Regions from separate parts of the Homo sapiens genome. Here region 1 is linked to region 2. Evidence: read pairs that join two places in POLR2A ChIA-PET (ENCODE). Cell type or tissue: MCF 10A. All regions are shown on one strand. Links, peaks and the distances in the headings refer to the core of each region. The heading gives the core; the rest is flanking DNA. Region 1 overlaps KAT2B (lysine acetyltransferase 2B). Region 2 overlaps EFHB (EF-hand domain family member B).

What was found. Peaks named below come from ENCODE experiments on the same cell type or tissue, not always from the same donor. Only the 100,000 strongest peaks of a DNase experiment are listed, where the experiment ranks them.
Region 1: POLR2A ChIA-PET joins it to region 2 with 5 read pairs; 2 of 35 experiments call an interaction of 5 or more read pairs at or near these places.

The regions. Positions count from the first base shown.
Region 1 is chr3:20,054,442-20,059,824 of GRCh38, forward strand. All of the region lies in intron 1 of KAT2B (lysine acetyltransferase 2B), which reads left to right. Among named protein-coding and RNA genes, the nearest start is that of KAT2B, 17 kb to the left of the region's middle. RefSeq lists enhancers at 517-756, 4,472-4,641. In MCF 10A, for the core only: no CTCF peak of the experiment used is centred there; DNase peaks (open chromatin) are centred at 330 and 3,030.
Region 2 is chr3:19,899,990-19,905,372 of GRCh38, forward strand. All of the region lies in intron 6 of EFHB (EF-hand domain family member B), which reads right to left. Among named protein-coding and RNA genes, the nearest start is that of EFHB, 32 kb to the right of the region's middle. RefSeq lists an enhancer at 3,199-3,368. In MCF 10A, for the core only: no CTCF peak of the experiment used is centred there; a DNase peak (open chromatin) is centred at 2,082.

The sequences.
Region 1 (5,383 bases), core at 275-5,274, 150 kb after region 2:
AAAGTGTGAATAATGTCTCTAATGGTCCACTTGGAACAATACATCACCTAATATCAGGAGGAGGTTTAGGGTAATCTTGTCAGTAACCTCAGGGCAAGTTGTATGGGGTTGCTTCCATTAAATTCCATGCCATCCTAATCAGTCCCCATGCGTTGTGTACTCTTGGCTTGTGCAGCTTTTTGCGAGGTTTGTGTGGTATGCAGGAGGTTCCAGAAGTACAAGGATGAGACCTGAGTAATATCATAGTGATTGATGGTGGCAGTGCCAATTTGCATCAGCTCTGACAAGCTGGTGTTGAAACTAGATGGCAGAATGCCAAAGATGCCAAGGTCAGCATACTTTGAAATAATGAAGTGAGTCATGTAACCCAGGATTGGCACATACTCACAGGACTACCTGACTCATCCCACCTCGAAAGGAACACATCTGTGAGCACCGGTTAGGGGCCTGTGGCCACTTCTCTGCTACATGTGCAAAAGGAAGCAAAAGCCACAAGGAGCCCTTTTCTTGTTGAGGAGACAGATATTAAGTGAAAGAAAAATTAAAATGAATAATCAAGCATGAAGTCAATGCAGAGAGAAACCATTGTGAGCCAGGGGGAGGTGAAAGGGTGGGAGAGAGACCCAGCCCAGATAGAGGGAACAGAGTAAAACCAAGCAGAGAAGCAAAACTGTTGTGAGCCAGACGTGAGAGTAGTTTAGAACATGGACCTGGGCACCAGACTGCCTGGGTTTGAACCCTGATGTGTGACTATGGGGAGGTTACTTATGCTTTACAAGCCTCAGATTTCGCAGCTGTAATGTGGAGACAGTGATATATGTCAACTTTTTCCGTTTACTCAACAAATTGTTATTTAATGTGCCAGGTGTTGATTTAGATGCTGGTGATACAGTGACAGATGGGTCCTTATTCTTGCAGAGCTTGCTTTCTGGTAGCAGAAGCAGACAATAAGCCAGAAAATAACAGAAAGTGGTAAGTGCCTCGCAGAGAATGAAAACAGAGAATTAAATGAGAATGCCTGGGGAATTCCTCTAGATACATGCCCAGGAAATCCTTCTGCAGAAGGGACACGGACCGAGGCCTGCATGATAAGAAGTGAGGAAGAGGGTGCCGTGCAAAGACTCTGGGGCCAGAAGTGGCTTGTCGTGTGTGAGGCCTGTCAGGAGACCTGTGTGGCTAGATGGAGGTGGGTGGGGTGGGGGGTATGAGTGTAGGAGATTAGGTGGAAGGGATAAATGGGGGCCAGATTGCCAACATATAATTTTTACACAGTGATGTCAAGATCTTTAGTTCTGATACGTTTCAACAAATACGTATCAAGACAGAACTTTTCCATCCCCCTAGAAAATTTCTGCCTGCTCCTTGCCATTCAAGTCTCTCTCCCTTGGAAGCAAGCACTGATCTGATTTGTGTCACTTTAAGTTAATTTAGCTATTTTTCATATAAATGTTACCACATAGTACATACTGTTCTTTCACTCAGTATATTTTTGAGATTAATCCGTGGTGTTGGATGCATTGGTAGTTAATTTCTATTTATTGCTGAGGAGTATTCTGCTGTATGGACGTACTAGTTTGTTTATCTGTTGACTTGTTATGGACATCTGGGCTGTTTCCAGTGAATTCAAATTAGATTTCCGGTTTGAAGTGACCCCTCTGGCTGCTCTGAGAAGAATAAAGTATATGAGAGAAACAGTAGATAAAGAGGGCCAGTTGGAAGTTATTATAGTCTAGGTATGAGTAGATGGTGTCTTGGGCTAGGGTAGCAGGAATGGAGGGGTGAGAATTAGTTTGGGCTATATTGTAAGGGTAGAGGCAACAGGACTTAATTTGTTACAAGGGAGGTGGTGATGAAAAGACAGAAATGAAGGATAATGTCCAGGTTTTTGGCCTGAGCAACTGAATGGATGGTAGTTCCATTTACCAAGATAGAGAATACCATAGGAGAAGCAGGTTTGGGTAAGAATAAAGAGTTCTTTGTTGGAGGTGATACATTAGATATGTCTGTTAATAGACAAATGCTATTTTGAGGATAAAATGAAATAATGTATTTAGTAACTTGGTATAGAATCTGGGACATTCTGAATGCCTCATAGATGTCAGTTACTGTTACAATTAAAACAATGCTAAATAATAATTATTGTTTTTAATAAAGAGGCTAACCAACTTGGAGGAAAAGAGAAATATGGTCAAAGAGAAACTGGGACATAGGGTCTGCTAGGTTAGGAAGAAATGAGTTGATAGAAGGTCTTGAATTTCAGGTAGAAAATTTTGGACTGAATCCATTTGATAATAGTGTCCTTGCCTTTTAAGAAGGAGGAGGCACAAGGTATTTTAGAATGCCACAGAGGAGTTCTAGGTTTTGATGTTGGCTTCTTGTTCTTTGCCAGCTGAGTGAACTCAGGCAAGCCACACCCCTTCTCTAAGCATTGAATTACTTGTCCTACAGGGTTGTTGGGAGGGGAACATAACATGATTTGGACTGCAATTGCCTTGGAAAGTAGTAAACACAAATGCTTGACGTTCTTAAGTGGCATTTTAGAGTACAGTGATGTGAGCTGGTATTAGGAGGAAGGTTGGGAGTGGGAATGTATTGGAAGAGGGGAGGAAGTATTTCTTCTAGTTGGCTGATAAGGGCCTGAACTGGGGCCCTGGCAATGAGAATGGAGAAGGTATAGATCTGACAGAGTTTGAAAGAAGAATCAGGTGGCCTGGATGAGGGCATTGAGTGCAGATTAACCTTAGGAGCTGGGAGAAGGACAGTGCCAACAAAGGGAATAGGGTAGTTGAAAAGGGAGTATTGGGATGGAGGGCAAGCCTTTTTGTAAAACTGACTGGGCAGAAATGCTGGATGTAAGCAGTTAGAAATGAGGGCTGGAAGTTCTGCTTTACAGGTTGGGCTGGTTATGTGGATGTGAGAGTCATCATCTCAGATAATGACTGATACCATGAGAACGTGAGCTGTCCAAGGAAACAACGTATAAGGCACTACTTATTTTGCTCATCCTGGTTGATTTGGTGCCAAAACAACAGGCGGAAGGGTGAAAAATTCTATTAGTCAGCTGGTTGTCTGAACTGCTCAATGTTAGCCAAGCAGTTTGACAGATCTTTCCACTGTGTCGAAGTCTGAGCTGACTGCTCTGGCATTTTGACAGATAATTTCTGATAAATTCTGTGTGTGTGTATTAAATGGAAAGAAATTGTCTTGGATTTAGCATTCCAGGGTACTAGTTTCTAGGCCCCAGTGTCACCCAGGACCTCCTGAGGCCTTTTCAGGGGTAATGCATGCTTAGGTTTGCTCCTGGAGAGGTCACTCGGATGTAATGAAGGGTCTGGCCAACCCCTAGGCTATTTGGTAACAACTGGAGCCATTCCAGCATCTTCAGAGAGCCTGCCAAGGGGGTTCCAGACCTTTCAGTCAGCGGGACCTAATTATAATATTTAGCAAAGGGAGGGCAGTTTCTTATTCAACTCCAGCATAAACACAAGGATTTCTTCCAGACAGGGATGTCATGAAGATTTTCTGTTGATTTGATTTTGGAGTAACCATGGAGAGCATAGATGAGAAGAATTTGAATGAGGTGTTTATTTATACCTGGGTTGTTTTGTCTTGGGTCATTTCCTCATGATATGCTTTCCACTCTCTTTCTGTAGCCTTGACCACTCTTTAATATTTGTTTTTTTGATTCCTTGTGGCTTCACAGACCAAAATGGCACTCATAAATTAAGGTATTCAGCCAGGTGCGGTGGCTCACGCCTGTAATCTCAGCACTTTGGGAGGCCACGGCAGGCAGATCACCTGAGGTCAGGAGTTCAAGACCAGCCTGGCCAACATGGTGAAACCCCGTCTCTATTAAAAATACAAAAATTAGCTGGGTGTGTTGGTGGGCAATAATCTCAGCTACTCGGGAGGCTGAGGCAGGAGAATTGCTTGAACCTGGGAGGCGGACATTGCAGTGAGCCGAGATTGCGCCACTGCACCGTAGCCTGGGCAACGAGCGAGACTCTGTCTCAAAAAAAAAAAAAAAAAAAAAAGGTTTTCAGAGATGCTTCTGATAGTGAATTACCTCACTAGTTATCTTTTCTCTCTTACAATTCTATTTCTATCTCAATCCCAGGCAGTTTTGTTCTCCTGAGGGAACCCTGATCCCCACCCTGTATACTTTCCTCTTTTCACTTGTGTCAGATTTTTAAAGTTCCCATAGTTTAAAAATCCCAGCTTGAAGTCATAGCATTATGGTATCTTCTGCTGGCCTTCCATGTACAACTGTGTGAACTGGAAGGATTGTCACACAGTGGAGGAAGAAAAAGGGCTTGTGTCCCAGGGAAGGATTACTGAACCATTTAATCTGTATATGAAAAGCTAAAGTTAATTCAGGGAGAAGAGAAAGGTGTTGCTGAAGTCAAACCATCTTTATCTCTTCAAATCTTGGCTACTCAAAGAGTGGTCTTCACCCAGGAACTTTTAGAAATGTAGAATCTCAGGTTCCACCCGACACCCACTGAATCTTAATCTTCATTTTGATGAGATCTCCAGGTGATTCCTGAGTAGATTGGAGTTTGAGAAGCACTACTCCTAATTACATCAGCATAATTCAAACTGCTCATTTCCAAAGAGAAAACTTCTGGCAATCCCAGCTGCTTACAGTGGACTCCAGGTGTTGTTTTTTAAAAATATTATTAAAATATCTTGCTGGGCATGTGGCTCACACCTGTAATCCCAGCACTTTGGGAGGCTGAGGTGGGCAGATCACTTGAGGTCGGGAGTTCGAGACCAGCCTGGCCAACATGGTGAAACCCCGTCTCTACTAAAAATACAAAAATTAGCCAGGCGTGGTGGCATGCGTCTAGTAGTCCCAGCTACTCGGGAGGCTGAGGCAGGAGAATCGCTTGAACCTGGGAGGCGGAGGTTGCAGTGAGCTGAGATCATCATGCCACTGTACTCCAGCCTGGGCGACAGAGACTCTGTCTCAAAAAAAAAAAAAAAAAAAAAAAGGCCAGGCGTGGTGCCTCACGCTTGTAATCCCAGCACTTTGGGAGGCCGAGGCAGGTGGATCACGAGGTCAGGAGATCGAGACCACGGTGAAACCCCACCTCTACTACAAATACAAAAAATTAGCCAGGTGTGGTGGCGGGCGCCTGTAGTCCCAGCTACTTGGGAGGCTGAGGCAGGAGAATGGCGTGAACCTGGGAGGTGGAGCTTGCGGTGAGCCGAGATCGTACCACTGCATTCCAGCCTGGGCGACTGAGCGAGACTCCATCTCAAAACAAAAACAAAAACAAAAAAAACTTTACTGAGTTATGATTTAGGTACCATAATATTCTCTAGTTTTAAGTGTACAATTCAATGATTTTTAAGAAATTGACAAGTTGTACAATCATCA
Region 2 (5,383 bases), core at 89-5,088:
TTGAGACTGGGAGGCTGAGGTTGCAGTGAGCTGAGATGACGTCACTGTACTCCAGCCTGGGTGACAGAGTGAGACCCTGTCTCAAAAAAATAAAATAAAGTAAGTGTAACTCGTAAAATTGCTAGAAGAAAATTAAGCATCAGGCCAGGCACAGTGGTTCATGCCTGTAATCTCAATACTTTAGGAAGCTAAAGCTGGAGGATCAATCGAGGCTAGGAATTTGAGACGAGCCTGGGTAACATAGTGAGATCCCATCTCTACAAAAAATGAAAATAAAAATAAAAAAATTTAGCATCAAATAAATAAATAGCCAAAGGATATAAACAAATAACTCACATCTAGTAAGCAAATACATGGAGAATTTATAATACTCTCTAGTAATAAAATAAATGTAAAATAAAAGAATAACAAAGTGCCACTTCTAACCTAGTAAACAAGCAAATATATATAAGCATATGGAGAGAGAAAGAATATCTAACTTTGGCAAAAAAATATGGTAAAACACTTACAGATTGCTAGTGCAAATTCCTACAGTTCTTTTGAAAATAATTGGGCAATATGAATCAAAAAGCATAAAAACACTCATGCCCTTTTATCCACATCTGGGAACCAATAATAATGATATAATCCAGATAGCAATTAAAAATGTAGAAAAGAGCCTGGGCACGGTGGCTCATACCTGTAATCCCACCACTTTGGGAGGCTAAAGTGGGCAGATCACTTGAGGTCAGGAGTTCAAGACCAGCCTGACCAACATGGTGAAACCCCATCTCTACTAAAACTACAAAAATTAGCCAGGTGTGGTGGAACACGCCTGTAATCCCAGGTACTTGGGAGGCTGAGGCAGGACAGTCACTTGAACCTGGGAGTCAGAGGCTGCAGTAAGCCAAGATCATGCCACGGCACCCCAGCCTGGGCAACAAAGTGAGCCTGTCTCAAAAAAAAAAAAAATGTAGAAAAGTTATATGTATAAAAAATGTTTGTAGCCTCATTGATGACAGTGGAATAAAGAAAAGAATCAAAATGTTCAGTTGTGGAGGGTAATTAAATTCTGTCACATCAATAAGAATACACTGCATGCATTTTCAATGCTGGCATATACAGCAATATATAATTATTTTATGTTAGGTGGAAAACAGGATATAAAATGGGATTGCACTCTGGTAAAAACTATGCAAAAATCTACATAGGGAGCCACACTAGGAAAAAATACATTAAAATGATAATAATGGCTGAATTAAAGTGAACAGGATTATGAGCGATTTTATTTTGCCAGTTTTCTGTAAAATAATTTTGTTACTTCTACTGTTGTGATTAAATGAATAAAATTTCTTTTGAAACGTGTAAAATTACAACACTACTATTTAATAACATTAAAATTAATAAATTCTCTATTGTTTTGCTAAGACTAAAGACAATGAACATTACATTCTTAAAACTCCATTTGCTTTTCAAAGTATCTCCTGTACTATTGAACTACTGAGCTGAATAAATTTCTGGAGAAGAGTGACACTCTGTGGAGGAACAAAAGAAGAAACATAAGTAATTCATCTCGTTTCTTCATTTCCTTCCCATTTGTTGGCGGGGGGGAAGAATGTAGGTGGAGTCAGAATAAATCAATGCAGTTTAGGGCTATAACTTGAACAAACAGAGTTAACAATCTAAAAATCAGCTCCAGGCCAGGCGCAGCGGCTCACACCTGTAATCCCAGCACTTTGGGAGGTCGAAGCAGGTGGATCACCCTGAGGTCAGGAGTTCGAGATCAGCCTGGCCCACATGGCAAAACCCCATCTCTACTAAAAATACAAAAATTAGCCAGGCCTGGTGATGGGCACCTGTAATCCCAGCTACTTGGGAGGCTGAGGCAGGAGAATCGCTTGAACCCAGGAGGCAGAGGTTGCAGTGAGCCAAGATCACACCACTGCACTCCAGCCTGGGCAACAGAGTGAAACTCTGTCTCAAAAAAAAAAAAAAATCAGCTCCAAGGTACATAATTAGGAACATGCAGAGATGATAAGAAAAAGAACTGTCAGGCACAGAGCCAACTCTTTTTAGTCAAGAACTGCCTGGAGTATGCTTCTGCAACAATCAGGAAGTATCTGTGGGCAACCATGTATGTCAGAATATCAATAACTGCAACATCATTACACAACAATCTTGAGTTGCATTCACGAACCAACTCAGATAAAGCTCTTTGTGTGCCAGTGAATTCATTCGTTCACACATGCGCACAAACACATGCACTCGCACAGGCATGCCTACATCTGATGACTCAAACCAAAGTTTGATTTGACTTTGGTTTGATTATTCAAACCAAAGGTCACAGGCAAAATATAGATAGAGATCGTTTTTGTTTGTTTGTTTGTTTTTGTTTTTGTTTTTTGAGACAGAGTCTTGCTCTGTCACCCAGGCTGGAGTGCAATGGCGCCATCTCAGCTCACTTAAACCTCCACCTCCCGGGTTCAAGCGATTCTCCTGCCTCAGCCTCCCAAGTAGCTGGGACTACAGGTGCGTGCCACCACACTCAGCTAATTTTTGTATTTTTAGTAGAGACAGGGCTTCACTATGTGGCCAGGCTGGTCTCGAACTCCTGACCTTGTGATCTGCCTGCCTCAGCCTCCCAAAGTGCTGGGATTACAGGCATGAGCCACCATGCCCAGCCAATAGAGATCCTCTTTTACAGGGGAAATATATCCCATAAAAGTTGAGAGTAAACCAAATTTACATTAAATCGTGCATATAAAATTAGATGCCTCAAAATGTAGACTAACACTCTTGACTCCACGTTTGTAACAGAAATCAAACTGAATGAAGTAGTGAGCTCTTTTTAAACTGCAACCAAAAGAATAAAGAATTTCTCTACTGCTAGCAATAACATTCCAATTAAGTTTCAAAATACAAAAAGGGCTGGGCACAGTGGCTCACGCCTGTAATCCCAGCACTTTGGGAGGCTGAGGCGGGCGGATCACCTGAGGTCATGAGTTCAAGACCAGCCTGACGATCATGGTGAAACCCCATCTCTACTAAAAATACAAAAATTAGCCAGGCATGGTGGCACACACCTGTAATTCCTGCTACTCGGGAGGCTGAGGCACGAGAATTGCTTGAACCCAGAAGGCAAAGGTTGCAGTGAGCCGAGATCATGCCACTGCAATCTAGTCTGGGTGACAGAGGGAGACTCCATCTCAAAAAAAAAAAAAATACAAAATGTATGATCAAATAAAACACTGTTCCATAAACAGTGTCCTCTTGGGAGTAGAGACAAGTTGGAGGGAAGCATGCACTGCACACTGTTTGCCCTTATAAACTTTGTGTCTTTTTCTATGGCAACACTAAATCATTGATATTTGCTCTGCTCTTAGGATGTTCTTGAGGACCACATTGTTGTTAATGTGTTTACCTCATATGTTTTACAAACTGATAGCAAGTTTATATTTCTAACCCATTGAAAATGGATAAACCATATTTGTCTCCTTTTAAGTATCAATTTATTTATTATATTTAATTATAAATATCTGTAGTCCTTAAATATTTAAATAATATCTTCATACTTTACACATAGTTTAACCATTTTAATAATAATAATTAAGAAATATTTATTATGTAAATGCTTCATCCATATCCTAAATAAAAACTATCTCATACAGGGTTACTATGATACTGTAAAAATTTATTTTATGTGTGTGTTTTACCATCCTTATTTTGAATAATTCGAGTATCAGAAACTCATGTAATAAAGGAGTGAAAGAGGAATGGAAATCATTTTTGAAGCCCATAAAGAGGTGATCAAGAATAAAGTGCCTATAGATCTGGTGCAGTGGTTAGGGCTGCCTCTAGAGCCAATACTGCCTGGGTTTCATTCTTACCCCTGATACGTCTGAGCTGCATGATCTTAGGCAAATGATTTAACCCCTCTGTACCTCAGCTTTTTCACCTGTAAAATGGGAAGAATAAAAGTTATAATACACCTATCCTGTGGAGTTCTTAGTAGAATTAAACTAATAATATATAAAGTGCTCAGAATTTTGCCTCTATAACTGAGAGCTGTTATTGTCACAGAGACAAAATAGGCAAGAGTGAGGCAGGTTGGATACCTGCAGTAATGCTAAGTTTGTGTGCATGTTGGGCCTACGGAAACCTAGAGGGCCATTGTCTCCTTTAAAGAGGGCAGAGGTCAGAACAAATCTACCCCTATCATTGACAAATATGAATGCGAGGCCCATGCATTAGTTTCATGTGGTTGCTATAAGAAATTACCAAAAACTGATGGCGTAAAAAAATGTATTCTCTCACAGTCCTAGAAGCCAGAAGTCTGAAATCAAAGTGTCAGTAAGGCCACATTTCCTCTAACAGCTCTAGGGGAGAATTCATTTCTTGCTTTTTTTGTTGTTTTCCCTAGAGATGGTGTCTTGCTATGTTGCCCAGGCTGGCCTCAAGCTCCTGGGCTCAAGCCATTCTCCCACCTCAGCCTCCCAAAGCACTGGGACTACAGGCATATGCCACCACACCCAGCCCATTCTTTCCTTCTTCCAAAGTCTGATGGCTGTTGGCATTACTTCGCATTCCTTGGTTATAGGCACATCACACCAATGTCTATCTCCATCTTCACATACCTTCCCTTCTGCATGTCTTTTCCTCTTGTGTATCAAATTTTCTTCTTCCCCTCTATGGATACTGATCATTGGATTTAACATCCGCTCAGATAATCCAGAATGATCTCTTCATCCCAAGATCCTTAATTATATCTACAAAGACCCTTTTTCCACACAAAGTAACATTCATAGGTTCTGGCCATCAGGACATAGACATATCTTTTTGTGGAGGGCGGGGCGGCACCAGTATTTACAACGTTCAAACCATGGTACCAGTATCCACAATCTTCTGATTTTTTTAAGCATAACAAGATATCTAGACTTTTATGAGCAATCTTCCAAAGTTTATGTGTTGGCTCGGATATAAAATATAACGCAGGAAATGAAAAACTAATGACCCAATTTTGTTTTCTAAGGAAGTAGTCTTTACAGAATGAAGAGATAAAAAGGTCACAATTTGAAAAAGTTGAGTGATGCTCAGGTGCCCAAATAACTATTCAACAAAGCTGAATAACAAATATCAGGTCAAGACAGGATGGTTATTCATGCCTTTATTCCCAGCTATTCAGAAGGCTGAGGTGGATAGCTTGAGTCCAGGAGTTCAAGGTTGCAGTGAGCTATGAAGGCCCTACTGTACTCCAGCCTGAGCAATAGAGCAAGATGCTGTCTCAATAAATAAATAAATAAATTTCAAGTCAATTACAATTGTCTTGGTAGAGTTTTGAAAGTCCATTATATTTAAGAAACACAAATAAAGTTGATCCCAGAGAATTAAAACATGCATATATGTC